Regions from separate parts of the Homo sapiens genome. Here region 1 is linked to region 2. The links are chromatin contacts, found by POLR2A ChIA-PET in ENCODE. All regions are on one chromosome and are shown on one strand. The core of a region is the stretch at or near the end of the contact, and the rest is flanking DNA. Distances in the headings are between cores, read along the strand shown.

The links. ChIA-PET counts read pairs that join two places held with the same protein, here RNA polymerase II (POLR2A).
Region 1: POLR2A ChIA-PET joins it to region 2 with 10 read pairs in Panc1. The contact joins the promoter of LUC7L3 here to the promoter of BLTP2 in region 2. POLR2A ChIA-PET finds 5 or more read pairs at or near these places in 2 of 52 experiments (Caco-2 and Panc1).

What each region holds. Positions count from the first base shown.
Region 1 is chr17:50,717,977-50,723,419 of GRCh38, reverse strand. It overlaps LUC7L3 (LUC7 like 3 pre-mRNA splicing factor), which reads right to left and starts at 3,817. Exons shown (of 10, transcript NM_016424.5): 1 at 3,589-3,817. The coding sequence starts at 3,687. RefSeq lists silencers at 3,481-3,540, 3,881-4,110 and an enhancer at 3,711-3,850.
Region 2 is chr17:28,642,077-28,647,055 of GRCh38, reverse strand. BLTP2 (bridge-like lipid transfer protein family member 2) reads left to right here and starts at 1,898. Exons shown (of 39, transcript NM_014680.5): 1 at 1,898-2,067; 2 at 2,869-2,998; 3 at 3,397-3,446; 4 at 3,745-3,892; 5 at 4,069-4,187; 6 at 4,721-4,781; 7 at 4,978-4,979. The coding sequence starts at 2,000. RefSeq lists silencers at 1,512-1,741, 1,762-2,101.

The sequences.
Region 1 (5,443 bases), core at 2,568-5,067, about 22 Mb before region 2:
TTTTCCTTTTCTAAACAACTTTTCAGTGTCAATGACAGTATCTGCTAACATTCCAAAGATTTTAGAAAAGAACATAGTTCAATTTCCTTCATAAATTATTAAACCTTCATGTTAAACCTTCATGGAAGGAAGGGTAGGCTTGAGTTTGATAAATGGAAGAAAACTCATTTCAGATATTAGAATCAGTGTTAATGATTAAGTAATTTCATTTTCAGGTTGAGATCTAGAATATAAAAACCTCAATTTGAACTACAAAATTTCTGTCTTGCTACATAAAAAATAACAAAACTCCCGATCAGACTTTACAATTTACTACAATCTTCTAATAATATGGCTACTAGTGCCTTCTCTGGCTAACACTGAAATCAAACCCTCACTGAAAGGTACTCACCCTAGGCAGTTAGTTACAATCACATGCTTTCCTCATCACTGTGGTTGTTTAGGATTAACCAAGCAATTGCTTAGTGCAAAAAACCAAAACAATAATCTCAAACAATTGCAAAATACAAATAAACACGGTGGGAGGGTGTACCAATGAATCCATGAAACAGTATTAAAGCCGACTTCACTTTAGCTGCAGTTTCTCAGATCCAGAGGTAGCAATCTACAAAGTTGGAAATGCCTGTAAAAGCACTAGCCCCAGTAAAATACCTTGGTGAAGGTTACATACACACCATTACAAATAAATGGTCGATGATTTTGCATCACAGATGCATCCTTCACTTGAAACTGCGCTTCGCAAGTGCTGCTTGCTCACTTATTACCCATCATGAAAAGGAGAAAAAAGTACAGTATTAGAATCTACTACCAAATTAATACCAATTAAGATTTAATTGTGCAGATATGCACAATTAAAAGCCCAGGACTAATCAGGATGGGTCAGGAAACAGTAGGTCACAAACTTTAGAATGCATAAGAGGAGCCGGCCGGGCGCGGTGGCTCGCGCCTGTAATCCCAGCACTTTGGGAGGCCGAGGCGGGCAGATCACGAGGTCAATAGATCGAGACCATCCTGGCCAACATGGTGAAACCCCATCTCTATTAAAAATATAAAAATTAGCTGGGCGTGGTGGAGGGCGCCTGTAGTTCCAGCTACTGGGGAGGCTGAAGCAGGAGAATCGCTTGAACCCGGGAGGCGGAGGGTGCAATGAGCCAAAATCACGCCATTGCACTCCAGCCTGGGAGACAGAGCAAGACGCCGTCTCAAAAAAAAAAAAAAAAAAAAAAAAGAATGCATAAGAGGAGCCATAAAAAATGCAGATACTGGGACCCTTCCCCAAGACAGACAGAATCTGACTCTCTGGGAAGGGGAGTTGAAGGGGTTGAAGTACAGAAATATGCATTTAAAACAAATTCCACAGGTCAAATACAGCTATCTAGGGACTACCTTTAATACTAGGTAAAGTTAGCATTTTGACTGTTAAATACTTACAGATGCCACGGCAACTGTCTTTTAATTAATGGTTGCTTCCTTTCCTTATTTTGGTATTTATCTCTATTCCAAAAAAAAAAACAAGGGCCCCATCCAGCTGAAATGGCTTCTTCCATTTAATGCAAGTATGGCCAAGAAAAATTTCCAGATAGAACAGGAATGCAAAAATATGTTAAAATATTAGGCTATAGAAAAGGTGACTCCTTTTCAGCATATAATGGGTTTGCCCATCCCTGCAGGTTTAGCACTAACAGCCAACAGTACAAGAATATGCAGATGACCCGGAAACGATATCAACAGCTTCCCCAGCTTCATTATACAATAATTCCACCTATTTAGATGAGACCATGTGCTTTGTTTTTGCTCAACACTACCAACATTTTCCCTGCAGATATCAATCTGAAATGCCAGTAACTGACTTGAAATCCTTCAATCTAGAGTGAAGTGCAATCTGTCATTAAGGCATTAAATACTTTAGTAATAAACACTGAAAGTTAAAATTAGTGAAAAGTACTAAAACTGAAAGCAAAGCAGATTACGGCTGAGATGACATAAAACCTAAATTGCTATTCTGAGGGCCTCATCATTGAAGAGTCATAAACCCATCACATACAATGCAATGTGGCAACAAATTACCCCGGGAAAGAAAACAGTTTCTCTAAAACGTGTTCAAAGTCAAGGGTGCAGAGATACAAGGCTGTTCCAACTGATAAGGAGTGCAATGGAAAGCATTTTTCTCTTGAATTCAAAATATACAAATAACCTATTGAACATAAGCCAAATCGCCATAATGTTTTGGTTTTTTACCTTACTTAGGATTTTGAGCGTTATTCCTAACACATTTGCAAAGTTTAGACTGAAAGGTTACAGAGTCAGGTAGTTAAAAAAAAAAAAAGTTACTTCGCTATAACAAAGATGCCTACAAAAGAAAGATGGTCAAGGTAAGCAGTTCCTTAGTCTCCTATTGTGACAAATGGTCGGGGGGATGGGGAGCCTAAATGTTAAAAACAAAAAACCCACCTCTTAAAAACAATAAATTCTACTCTAAGAATGTTTCATACTACTTTGGAATCAGTTAGCACCCCAACACAACTTGAGCCAAACTTACTCTTTCTTAAAGTCCTAAAAGGAGTCATCTAGCACCAACTTGCTTTCCTACACTGCAAAAAAGAAATTTTACCTTAACCAAAGCCTACGTTTAAAAAGAGTAAGAAAACAGTTTTCTAAAGAAGCATGCATTACCTGAACTATTCCTTCCTATTTTGATTAGCAATTGTTTTAAAATTAGCATGTTAGATTATAACCTCAAAGTAAAATTAAATTCTGTATCTATTCTCCAGATAAGACCTAAAGTAAACATTACACTGCATGTTCAAAACTAGATCAAAACACTTGAAATGCTACAGTAGGTGCAGAGAACCAGTTTCATAGGATTGTGGAAAGCTAACAGAACTACAAAGATTAGTTTCCTCAGTTGCCAAGACTTTGGGTGAGCCTTTTTAAGTCTCACCAGTGAAACTGGGGTTATAATATTTACCTTTACTCCCCGGGCTAAGAGCATCAAATGAGTTTTATGTGGAAGAAAAAACCTTGACAGCTGCCTCTATAAGGGACTTCTTAGAATACTGTTAACGAACAATACTTGTAAATCATCACGGTAAACCCTAACAAGTAAACGACTTCTTTTACATTTCTATTTCCCCGTATAAGCGTCATGCTGTAATTACTTAAATAAAATACCGCCACGATTTTTACCATGAATCCTGGTCAGAAATTTTAGTCTAAATACGACGTTCAACCCAAACTATAGAAAAATGTGCCCTTCTCCCTATTTCATAATGAGGTGAAACCTCGGAGCCGCTAGATTTAATAAGACGCTGCTATCCTTCTTTCCCGCGTTTCCCCGCCTCATCAAGGTGCTTTTCAATTATGCCAAGGGCTCTCCCGGACCCCCTTGATACTAGAACAACAAAACCAAATCACCCCCATCCCCGGGTCCGGACAGCATCCTCCCTCCTGGCTCCATGGGCACCGGGTCAGACGCTCGACCCCGGGTGCGGCCCTGGCCACATCGCGCCGCGGCCAGGAGGGCCACAGCCCGCGCCCGCTCCCCTCCCCCACGGAGCCCGGGCTCAGGCCAAGGCCCGCGGGACTTACGCTCTCGTGGTCCCACCGCACGTTGCTGCGCTTCTCGTCCGGGGCTAGGTTTCGGTCCCGGCCCATTAACTCATCCAACAACTGCGCGGCCGAAATCATGGTGCTTCCTTCGGGCGGCTGTTCCCACCAGCCCAGGCACCCGCCAACGAAAACACGGGCGACACCGTCGCCAATCTCCTCGGCCCGCTCTCAGGCCGAAATCCCTCCTACACACAGGAGCCGACAAGACAAAATGGCCGCCGCGCGGACGCCTTCCCAGCATGCCGTGCGCCCGTGGGACACGCCCAGGCCCGGGCGGAGAGGGCGAGCTCGGCTTCCGCCGTCCGGGGGCGGGGCCCGCGGAGGCCGGGTAGGGACTCCGCCCCTGTCTAGAGGCCGCGGGGACGGGTAGCCTCTGCCCGCGCGCCTCCCCAAGCGCCCGGTTTTCCCGAGCTTCTTCACGGTGAGAAATTGGAGCCTAGGTCTTGAAGCCTGGACACCGCTTCAAAATGGAGAAAGTGTCTCCTTTAGTCCACGTGGTGCACATGGTGCCTCATGCAGCGGAGGAAACTGAAGATTACGGCTTCCGACTCCATTTTCCTAGTCGCTGTGCTCACGCCTCTTGCACCTGGCTTTGTCCTCCCGCCCTGAGTCTCCTGATTAACAGGATGGGAAATCGAGGCAAGAAGAGACAAGGCGGCTTCTAAAATACGGGGATTCAGTCCTACACCAAATGTCTCCCAGTGTGGAATTTTTTAAAAAGATATTGATCCAGTAGGCCAGGTGAGGTGGCTCACGCCTGTAATCACAGCACTTTGGGAGGCCGAAGCGGGCGGATCACCTGAGGTCGGGAGTTCGAGATCAGCCTGACCAACATGGAGAAACCCCGTCTCCACTAAAAATACAAAATTAGGTTGGCGTGGTGGCGCATGCCTGTAATCCCAACTACTCAGGGGGCTGAGGCTGGAGAATCGCTTGAACCCGGGAGGCGGAGGTCGCGGTGAGCCGAGATCGCGCCATTGCACTCCAGTCTGGACAACAAGAGCAAAACTCCATCTCAAAAAAAAAAAAAAAAAAAAAAAAAATATATATATATATATATATATATATACACACACACACACACACACACATACACACACACACACACACATATATATAGATAGGTAGATCCATTTATTCAACAAATGGTATGTGCCAGGCACTGTGCTTAAAGCTAAACTCAGAACCTTTCAGACAGTCCATGCTCCCGCAGACCTGTGCATTGGCGAGGGGAGATAATCGCTGAAGAAATAAAGTCACAAATATATCAACGTATGTTGGGATAATGCTTTAGCACAGTTAAGGGTATGGTCTCTAAAGCCAGATTGCCTGGGTTCGTAATCCCAGCTCTGCCGCTCTGTGCCTTTGTTTCCTTTTCTGTAAAATGGGGTTTACAATAGTCCTCCCCCGGCCCCCAGCCACGATGCTATTGTGAAGATTAAATGAGTTTATACAATGTAAGGCACTACACATTGATAACAAGCCCAACACTTTTATTTTTGGGGGGACTGGGTCTGGCCCTGTCACCCAGGCTGGAGTGCAATGGCACGATCTCAGCTCACTGCAGCTTCAACCTCCCGGGCTCAGGCGACCCCCTCGCCTCAACCTCCCCAGTAGCTGGGACTACAGGCGCATGCCACCACGCCCGGCTAAGTTTTTGTATTTTTGGTAGAGACGGGGTTTCGCCAAGTTGCCCAGGCTGGTCTTGAACTCCTGAGCTCAAATAATCCACCCACCTCAGCCTCCCAAAGTGTTGGGATTACAGGCGTGAACCACCGCGCCCGGTCGTGGACACCTCTTTTTAAGAAGGAAAGCAGCAAAATAGGGTGAGAAC
Region 2 (4,979 bases), core at 649-3,148:
TCATGGTATTGGTGAACGGAGATGGCTGCCATCTGCTGGAATTTCAGTGACTAGCAGGCTTTTTTTATTTTTAGAAACTTCCGGGTTTTGTTCTTTTTTTTTCTATTTGTTTTGTTAATGTTGAACATTTAGAGACACCATTTCTGTGCCAAACATGGCCCGTGACGTTAAAAGACTTGGTCTCTTTTACAAGGGCTTGTGGTCTCAATAAATGGAGGCCATGAATTAGTTGAGCCCCACTGTTGCCTCAACCACCCCCCACCCCCGACTCCCTGCCTTTATTCCACTTCACTTGTGTTGATCCCTTAAGATCTCTCCAGAAAGAAATAGACAAATCATAAAATCAACATTTTAGGCTATGAGATGGCTGGGAGTAGGGCCGGTAATAGTCAAGGGAGAAGGAAGGAAGTGACAGGAATCTTGGTTCAATAAACAGATTGGATAAGATGAACCAGAGTAGGGATACGTGTTGCACGGCACCCCTCCTTGACTTGGACAGAGGTTTTCAGTGAATTGGGCCTTCCCAGAGCATTCGGAGGACATACCCTGGGGGAAGGCTGCAGATGACGAGGAAGATGACGCAAATACAGTGCTTGAGAGGTAAGTATGACCTTGAAACAGCAGCGCTGGAGCTCTTGGGGAGATGTGAAATCACTGAAGAGAGGAATAGATAAGGGAGGAAACAATCAGAGGAGTGAAAGCAACTTCGGGCAACACACAGGTGAAAGATGAAATGGTGTTTTATCTGAGGGAGCCAAAAAGAGAGGCTCTGAGTAAAATCTTGAAGGATATATATGGAGATTAGGACGTGGGAGCGAAGGGGTATGAAAAGAGACATGACCTCCTCCATAATACTTATTTTGAAACCGTCAGGATTTCCTTAGCTTGTGCTGTATCAGTAGATCATCATTCAGATACTGATCCTTAGCACAGTAACGCTGAGGGACCTTTGTCCTGTTCTCTCATTTTACAGAGAAGGAAGCAGGCAAAACTATGTATTGTCTATTTTATGTAATTATGTTTGCTTCCCAGATAAACTACACAGAAGGAAGCAGGCAAAACTGACTATGTATTGTCTACTTTATGTAATTATGTTTGCTTCCCAGATAAACTATTTTTTGCTAAAGGGCAAGAACAATATTCACTACTTCTGCAGTATCTCCTCCTCTCCTCCATCAGGGCCCAGTTCGTGCCATAAGTAGATGGACCAGAACAGTGTTCAAACAGTAAATGAAGTAAAAACTCATTGGCCAGGAACCGTGACACGCGTCTTTAGTCCAAGCTACTCAGGAGGCTGAGGCAGGAGGATCCCTTGAGCCTGCAGGAGTTCGAGACCAGACTGGGCAACGTAGCGAGTCCTTGTCTCAAAGAAAAAAAAAACAAAACCTCATTAGTTTCCTCTGTGGATGGAATGAGGCGAGATTTTTGAGGCCTTTTAATTACCTCCTAGTTTCTGCCTCAGTAATTTTCAAACAGGATCTTGAATAAGATGGGAGTGCTACCACGTCTGACCAGGGGTGTAACTTCCGCAGAACCCTGAGTCCAGGCCTAAGTGGCTAGGCGGACTCCAACTCCCCTCAAAGTGAGCTCCCCGGACCGAAATGAGTCAGCCAGGTCCACCGCCAGCCCAGGTAGTGGGCCCGGACTCCGACCCCCGCGGGTCCCCGAGCCCCGCGGTTCCGGGCACCGTGGTGTGCGCCCGGGGCGTGTTTCAGCTCTTGGTCCGCTCCCCCTCGCCCTCCTCCCGGAACCACGCCCGCTCCTCGCGCACGCAGCCCGTCGGCCCTGCAGCGTCGTAGGACAGGGCGGGACTGGGGTGGGAGGCCGTTGGTTGGCTGGCGGGCTGCGGAAGGCGGGGCTCGTGTGCGCACCAGCGCGTCCTCGCTCAGCGTTGCTCCTGCGCGCGCAGCTGGTCGGCCCGCGGCGGTGCTGCGCGGATCCGGCGTCGGGGCCCGGCATGGCGGGGGCCGGGGCCAAGCCGGGCCGGACCCGGACCTAAATGCCTCTGTTCTTCTCCGCGCTGTTGGTCTTGCTGCTAGTTGCGCTTAGCGCCCTCTTTCTAGGCCGGTGAGGGTTCCCGGCCGCGCCGGCGGCGGCGGCGGCGGCGGGAGGGAGGGGGCGGAGAGGAGGAAGAAAGACTGAGGAGGGGGCGCGCGCCTTACTGAGGCGCGTGAGGCAGAGTGGGTAGGGTGGAGGGAGGGGGCGCGCGGCGAGGGGAGGGATCGTGAGGAGGCGCGTGGCCCGAGCTCCCAGGGATGGGCTGCGAGTTGGGGAGACTGAGGAAGCGGGCGGGGTCTGAGGAAATGCTGAGGCCAGGAACTGAATAGGAGTGTGAGGAAGGGGCCTGGTTCAGTGGCTTCCCTTTCCCCCTCCACCCACCCCTGCATGTCCCTTTCGCCAAGCGCGATGGGCACCTGCAGCATCGGTCTGGGGAGAACAGCATTCGAGCTGCCGGGTCTGACCTCAAAGTGCCTTCTCGTGGATACCTGTCTGGAGGGTGGGAGCAGGAGACAGACAGACCCTCTGGGGAGTGTGATGGCACATGTGACAGAGCCGCCTCCGCTTTGACTCTTGCTGGGGTCTTCTCTCTCTGCCTCTGGGATTCATAACAATTTGAGGGATTTTGTTTTTGTCTTCAACTTAGAGGGTGCAGTTTCTGGTTTCATCTGGGTGGAGGGGTCAGTCGGGAGCTAGGATCTTGATCAGCGTGGCTGAATGTATATGACAGAGTGGTGCTTTGGAAGAAAGGAGAGTTGCTCAGATCCAGTTTCAGGAACGACCTTTTGCAAGGCTTTGAAAGACCAGCAAGGGGTGAGGGAAACCATCATTGGAAAAAGGTCCTATGAATTAACAGGAATTTTTCTGCAGGTGGCTTGTGGTCCGGTTGGCCACCAAGTGGTGTCAGCGGAAGCTGCAGGCGGAGCTAAAGATTGGCTCCTTCCGCTTTTTTTGGATCCAGAATGTCAGTCTTAAGTTTCAGCAACACCAGCAAACAGTGGTGAGTTCTGGGAAACTCTGGATATGTGTGTAGGGTTGATCCAATTGAATTTAAACTCTTAATTTCCTTTTTTTAAAAATAGAAATCCTGGTGGCTTTTCTAGTTAATCCCAGCCTTGCCATTTCTTTGCCAAGATGATCTTAGAGCTAGTTGGAGAACGCTGCAAGTTGTTCAGTTAAAAATGTTTGTAGGACACAGAGTGTCCAGGGCACATAACAAAGATACAGAAGAAAGATAACAGGAAATCGAAGATTTTACTGTTCTAATTTAAGATGGGATTCAAGGCAACATGGCTATGAAAGAGAAATTCTAATAATCCAGAACATTTCCTGGCTTGTCAAGCTGCTCGTGGCTTATTTAGCAGCTAGCACACAGAGCTTTCTCCCTCACTGTTTTAGGAAATTGATAACCTGTGGATTTCCAGCAAACTCCTTAGCCATGATCTTCCGTGAGTACCCTATATTCTCACTTCTCCCCTAGAAGAGTACTTTGGAGTTGGTGTTTGCAGAGTGACACTCTTCTGCAGAGGCATCACAATCCAAGGAGGAAGGGAGGTTGTTGCTGAAGTCTTCCTGTTAGCCTGGGTGCCATTGTGTTGTGAGGAAGATATTGATAACTGCTATGAAACTAATCTCTGTGATTTGAGCTATATTTCTAGGAAGGATGAGAAAGTGAATGTGAGGGTGGGGAATAGACTGCTATGGGAGGGATGGACCTGGTGGCAGTGAGATTTCTCTTCTGGGCAGACACTATGTGGCATTGTGCTTTGGAGAAGTGCGTATCAGAACGGACCTACAGAAAGTTTCTGACCTGTCTGCCCCATTCTCCCAGAGCGCTGGGGTGGATCAAAAGGAACTGTCCTTCAGCCCATCCTTATTGAAGATCTTCTGCCAAGTGAGACAACTTCTCCTGCTATCCTGGACTGTACTTTGGCATGGTTGGCTTTGGAGTTATGGGTAGATTTTTCTGTTTTTAGGGCATAATGCTAAGAGCTGCCCCTCTTTCTCATCTGGAAAGGAAGGGCAGTTCCTTAACATTAATTATTGTTCATCCTTGCTTCTTCCTTCCAGCTATTCTCCATTCATGTAGATGCTATAAACATCATGGTTCTCAAGGTGGATACCTCTGAGTCCTTATGGCATATTCAGATCAGTAGAAGCAGATTTCTTTTGGATAGTGATGGGAAAAGGTAAGCACTGGGGAGCAGAGGATCTAGCCGTCCTATTCTTGCCTCAGAGTTGCTTCAGGGCCTCCTTATCAAGGTGTTAAGTTCTCATTCTGTGCAGTTGGAGGAGATGCTAAGATTAGACATTTCCAATTGCCTTGTCCCTTCTAGCCACCAGAGCTTGACTGGAGGTAAGTGGTGAGGAAAGGGACCAAGTTCTCTTTTTTTTAAATTTTTTTTTTGAGACAGAGTCTTGCTCTGTTGCCTAGGCTGGAGTGCAGTGGTGCGGTCTTGGCTCACTGCAAGCTCCGCCTCCTGGGTTCAGACCATTCTCCTGCCTCAGCCTCCCGAGTAGCTGGGACTACAGGCGGCCGCCACCGCGCCTGGCTAATTTTTTGTATTTTTAGTAGAGATGAGGTTTCACCGTGTTAGTCAGGATGGTCTTGATCTCCTGACCTCATGATCCTCCCACCTTGGCCTCCCAAAGTGCTGGGGTTACAGGCGTGAGCCACCGCGCCCGGCAAGGCCAAGTGCTCTTAATTTTTTTCCTTTCCCAGGCTAATCTGTGAGGTGAGCTTATGTAAGATCAACAGCAAAGTTCTAAAGAGTGGTCAGCTGGTAAGTATGCCATGATCATTCAGATGCCTCATTTCCTCCTGGGCGTAAAGTGTGAAGGAGCTTAGGGCTTACATCCTAGGTTCTTTGACCTTAGGGGGTTCCCTCAAGTCAGTACCCAGTGTTCCAGATCACCACATTTTGACCTAAAACTTCCAAACTTTCTTACATACACCTTAGAGGCTTATCATCCCCACAGGA